Linked DNA regions of Homo sapiens: region 2 is linked to region 1. A link is an interaction called in ENCODE POLR2A ChIA-PET data of the cell type or tissue named here. Cell type or tissue: Panc1. All regions are shown on one strand. Links, peaks and the distances in the headings refer to the core of each region. The heading gives the core; the rest is flanking DNA.

Region 1 (2,918 bases), core at 286-2,785:
AATGTGCAAGAGAAAATAAACAGAAAAGATCGTTTCATGTTAGTAAAAATATAGTCATGATGAAATTACAACATTCATGAATCTTTATGTGCCAAATTATACAGCATTGACATATTTAAAGCAGGTACAGTTTAAAATCTCAGAAGAAATTCACACACACACAAAATTTTGTGGTAGGAAATTTTTAATAGACCAAAAGTTTTCCTTTGCAAGTCAAGGAATGTATAGAAAACTTTAAGAAGCATAGAAAATTTGGATAATAATATGGCCAACTAGGGCATAACCTAAAAACAAATTTAGAGCCTCAAAACAAAAAAAAAATGTACCTTCTTTTCAAGCAACTAAAGAATATTTTCAAAAGTGACTATTAAACAGAGCATAAGAACATCTAGTATTACAAAAAAAAGGCCTCATTGTATAGGATGTTTTATAAACTTTGCAATTAAATTATAAATTATAGCTAAAATTTAAGCAAAACAAAGCAAAAATAATTTGCAAAACTTTAAACACATTCCTAAACAATTCTGACAAGGGAGAAGAGCTTAATTCCTTATGAATGCTAAAGCTCTAAATCTTTGTCGCAATTTCAGTGCCCCAAGACCATTCAATTCCATCCTTAAGGTGGGACAGTGCATTCATGAAAATCATGTTTTCAAGGACTCAGAAATGGCAATGGGAAATGCTGAAATGAAAGCTTAAGCGCAAAAACAGACTATGGAACAATATGGAGCATATACGCCTAATATTTTTTTAAAGGAAATGAACCAAATTGTCAACAGATACTCTGTGAGGCAAAATTATAAGTGATTTTAATTTGCTTCTATTTTGTGTTATTTTCAAATTTGGGGCCATAAATATGTAGTTATACAATAAAGGAACAATAAATATGTTTTAAGAAAAATATTAAAAATTATAATTAAGTCCTTGAATGCACCGGATCGACCTAGGACACCAGGTGCCATGGCTTGGGTGGGGATCAGCTGCCCCATCACTCCAACCATGGAGCCCAGAGCCTGCTCAGGTGTGTCTTGTCGGGTGTCTCGTTCAGGTGCAGCCTGCTTGCCCCTTAAGGGCCCACCTTCTGCTCATTGGTTACTTATAACTTCATCAGTCTGTGACTTTGAAGACTGCTTCCTTCTTAGCAATTCAGACAAAATTAGCATTTCTCTTCTTCCAAACTTGTATCTGGACTGAAACCAAATTAACCTGTGAAGATTTGCAAACAAAGGCCATTTGTTTGGAAATGACCCTGGATGAACTTTTTTTCTTTTATAGACAGGGACTCACTATGTTGCCCAGACTGGTCTTGAATTCCTGGGCTCATATGATCCCACCTCAGCCTCCTGAGTAGCTGGGATTACAGGCATGAGCCATTGCACACAGCATGGTGCTTCAACAGCTCGCAAGCATGTTTCATTGGAGAATCCTGCCTTCTCTCTCTGCCTCCCCCTCCACCCACAATAATGTGAACGGTGCTGGGGTAGAAAAGCCCTGGGTGCAGGCCTGGTGTGGTGGCTCACGCCTGTCATTCCAGCACTTTGGGAGGCCAAGGCCAGTGGATTGCTTGAGGTCGGGAGTTTGAGACTAGCCTGACCAACATGGTAAAACCCCATCTCTACTAAAAATACAAAAAAAAAAAAAAAAGTTGCTGGGTGTGGTGGTCAGTGCCTGTAATCCCAGCTACTTGGGAGGCTGAGGCAGAAGAATCGCTTGAACCTAGGAGGTTCAGGTTGCAGTGAGCCAAGATCATGCCACTGCACTCCAGCCTGAGTGACAGAGTGAGACCGTGTCTCAAAAAAAGGAAAAAAAAAAAAAAAAGGCCCTGGGTGCAGAGTGCAGGAATAAGGATGATGCTAGGGAATGAAGTCACATTCTCCATCCTGTCAACTAAATTAAATGATAAACAGGAGAGAGGAGAGCCTTCCACATGAAGGAAGAGCCTGAGAACAAGAGCACCTGATGCTCAAAGACCATGAGCATGAAGGGCAGGGGGCACGACGAAGCCAGGGGGATGTGGTGTCTCACCACGTGTGGTTTTGGGTCTGTGCAAATGATATGGTCCTTTGACTTAGGGGCAATGAGAACCTACTGAAACATTTTAAGCAAAAGGTGACACGATCGGACAAGGTTAGAAAAATGAACAGATCATCCTGGCTAACACGGTGAAACCCCATCTCTACTAAAAATACAAAAAATTAGCCGGGCGTGGTAGCACATGCTGTAGTCCCAGCTACTCTGGAGGCTGAGGCAGGAGAATGGTTTGAAACCAGGAGGCGGAGGTTGCAGTGAGCAGAGATCATGCCACTGCACTCCAGCCTGGGTGACAGAGCAAGACTCCATCTCAGAAAAAAAAAGAAAAATGAACATGGCTACAGAAGGGATAGCAAATAAGATATAGAGGGGATGAGACTGGAAATGGAGCTGCCAGCGAGGGCACCTGATGGAGTGGTGAAGGTGGCATTAAAGAAAAGTGAACAGATCTAGAAGATAAAGATCATGCAGTGCATCTCAATTGGGGGTGACTGAACCCTCCAGATTCTGGAGAAATTTTTGGTTGTCACAACCAGAGAGAAGTGCTGCTGGCACTTGGTAGGTAGAGGCCAGGGGAGCCGTTCAACACACCTGCAATGCACAGACCATCCCCACCAATTATCAGGACCAAAATCACAATAGTGTTGCCCGTGAGGATCCTTGGAGGTGGAAACTGGATGCCAGGACAGTCCCATTTCCTGGCATGTGTAGAGGGTCAATGATGATGCCAGTCACTGCCAGAGAAGATCAAGTGTGCAAGGAAGGCCACGGGGTATGAGTGTCTCTGATTTTACTCTCATAAAAGCAAGCCTGGGGGAAAATGGTGAAATTGGAAGATGTTGATAAAAGATGTTTTAATAAAGATGCAAAGTCTACATTAAGAAAAA
Region 2 (2,918 bases), core at 218-2,717, 480 kb before region 1:
CTCGCAGGACCCCCTCTGTACATGTTCATGGCCCAGGAGTCCGGGAGGCACATCCGGCGAGGCTGGTTCCTGGGACTCAGGCAATATTCCCGATGAAGCTGATCAAATCGGATTTCAATCTCCCTCTGACGGTTCTCTCCATGGCCCTGTCGTATTGTTGGTCTGGAAACTATTTTTACAGGAGAAATTAACCATTTTAATGTCCTAAATCTATTTTCCTCATCAAGATTATATGTTGCACTGGAGTCGAAGTAAATCAAGGAAGAATACTTCGAGGGTGTCACTTTGCGCTCCTTCCAACTTGGATCTAACTTATGGATTTGGGGTCTGTTGACTTCAAGAAAAGCTTTTTCCAATTTTAAACCTGTCTTACGGCAAGAAACATCTAATACGTTCTTGCAATCTCTTAATGCCCCTGTCCCTTTCACAGGCTCAGAGCAGGGTATGAAGTTCTCCTTGGAGCTCCTCTGAGAACGTCTGGCTCCTTTGCAATATGTTTTGTTCATCCTGCTCTTATATCTGTGCCTCCTCCTGGAGTTCCAGTTTTGCATGATGAACGTTTTGGTGGAGATGATGCTTGATGGCTTTGTGCTCAACAGCCGGCTCATGGAGTGCAGCATCCCTGCGTACAGGTCACTGATGGTCACATTGCAAATGTCATCATCTTCAAAGGGCTGGCTGCTTAAGAAGCTGCTGCTACTGGTCTCTTGTAGGGAGAGGCTGTCATTTCTAGGTACTAAGGCCATGTCTGTGGAGGAAGGATGCAAAGGATCCCATTCTCTGGGAGATGAAGCTGGTTTCGCTGGGTCACCAGGACTCTTTCTGGAGATACGACTGCAGTATCCTGGGAGAAAAGATACACATAAAGTAAAGGTGTGTTACCATTCTAAACCATCCATGTGCACAGATGACAGAACTTAAGATTGGATCAGGACTATGTTTTTTTAAGCAATAGCAAAAACAAAAACACCACAAATGTGTAGGAGTAGACTCTTCTCAGAGATATTTTTTGGTATCAAAATTTGATTTCTACTCTCCATCGTACATTTCCCAAAGGTGTCTTCCTTTCCCTCTAGGCTGTTTAGAAGATGGATGCCTTTTCAAAAGCTAATTAGAAACTGAAAAATGACAACACTGTTTACCTACATGGATGGGAAGGGGTGTAAGACTTCTAAACAAACCTCTTCATATAGCTTTGACTTTTGCATCATGTAAATGTTTCCTATATTTAAAAAAAAAAAACCAACAGTGATGGGAAAAAACCATAAAATTGAACACAAACAAAAAAAAAATCTGTATGTTAAATTGATAAAGAGAAAAAAAAAGAGTCCAAATACTCTGAGTGTCTGCCTCTTAAAGAGATATTGTCTAAGGATAAAAAGAGCTGCTTGGAAATTTTCAAGCTTATTTAGTAGATGGTTGTGAAGAGTGGTAGCAGGTGCTGCAATGCTAGAGTTATTTTATGCTGTACAATTGACCAGATGAGCACGTGTTAACTCACTGCGGCTGGTGAGAACTGGGAGAGGCAGATATGGCATCAGGGCAGGGGTGAAGAAGTGCTCAAAAACGCATGTCGTTGCACTACACGACACAAAAGCCAGCCTGAAAGGGGCTCCCTGACAGCTAAATCTGGGGTTACTTGAGCGTCAAATTGCATACCGGCAATGGATTATAACATGTGAATCAAAGAACAAAAAGACTCCATGAATTCCTACTGATCCTAAAAAATAAAAATAAAATAAATCAAAGCATGAGAGGGAACTACAGGAAGCAAAAAAAAGAACCAGAGGGGAGATAGCTCTTTTGAGCAGAATAATGCCAACTGACGTGTGCCAAGGAACGGCAGAGACAGAAACAACCTGGGCGGGGACCTCCACCCAGGCGATCCGCATTGCTGGCTTCTAAGTCACTGGGTGAGAAGCTTTTAGAGAAAAGGTTCCTAGGAGATCTCAAAGAATCACACATAGATGACTCCAGGGAAAAAGGGCCTGTCGCAATGAGAAACATCGAAGTAAGGTCTTACCTTAACTCAATGACCAGCCTAAAAGTCACCAAGAATGGGACAGACTGACCAAATGTTCTGAGAGGACACGTCATCCCTGTAGTAATTTTGCCAAAAATGTTTAACGTGAACCTAACCACGAGGAAGCAATCAGGTCCAAATTCAGGGACATTCTGCAAAATTACTGGCCTGTGCTATTCAAGAAAGGCAATAATATGAAAGGTGACCATGAGGGAGAAAATGCCAAGGAGCCGCTCTTGATGGAGGGAGACTAAACGCAACGGTGGTACCAGCCTGAGTGGGTCCGGAAACGATCAGGCAAACCAGAAAGGCTGCAAAGGACGTCACTGGCACAATGGGTAGAACAGTACCGCATCAATGTTCAATTTCTGGCCTGTGTTAAGCGTACTGTAGTCATAAAGGAGAATTAGCCGATTTTTGGAGGTATGTGTGAGGCATTTAGGGATAAATGCATACACAAATGCAAATAAATACACACTGTGTGTGCACGTGTGTGGCAGGGGGTGATAACGCAGATATGACAACATGTTAATTGTGAAACAAGTGAAGGGTGTTCACTGTACTAGTCCTGTGCTTCTGGAGATGCAAAACTTTTCAAGCTAGTAAACTGGAATAAAGAGCAGACGTGGAGGAGAAAACAGCTCATTTTGAAACATCTTAATCTTCCAGTGAAATCCAAGTATATCTCTAACAAGTTATGTTGATGAAACACACCAGGAAATGATGGCGTGGCCAGTATGAGCAGCTCTGAGGGGCCACGCAGCTCCAACAAAAGTGAAGGAAACACGCACTGTTCATACAGTTTCTATGTCACACTCACCGGGGGCAGGCACGGCAGGTGAGGCCAGTGAAGGCAGCGGAGTCACACGTACATCCCTTCCAGCTCTGTTACCTG

What was found. Peaks named below come from ENCODE experiments on the same cell type or tissue, not always from the same donor. Only the 100,000 strongest peaks of a DNase experiment are listed, where the experiment ranks them.
Region 2: POLR2A ChIA-PET joins it to region 1 with 5 read pairs; 1 of 35 experiments calls an interaction of 5 or more read pairs at or near these places.

What each region holds. Positions count from the first base shown.
Region 1 is chr2:234,325,578-234,328,495 of GRCh38, forward strand. No RefSeq gene overlaps it. Among named protein-coding and RNA genes, the nearest start is that of LINC01891, 130 kb to the right of the region's middle. In Panc1, for the core only: no CTCF peak of the experiment used is centred there; no DNase peak of the experiment used is centred there; H3K27ac peaks cover 1,065 bases.
Region 2 is chr2:233,841,362-233,844,279 of GRCh38, forward strand. It overlaps HJURP (Holliday junction recognition protein), which reads right to left. Exons shown (of 9, transcript NM_018410.5): 7 at 2,844-2,918; 8 at 1-844. Among named protein-coding and RNA genes, the nearest start is that of HJURP, 12 kb to the right of the region's middle. In Panc1, for the core only: no CTCF peak of the experiment used is centred there; no DNase peak of the experiment used is centred there; H3K27ac peaks cover 162 bases.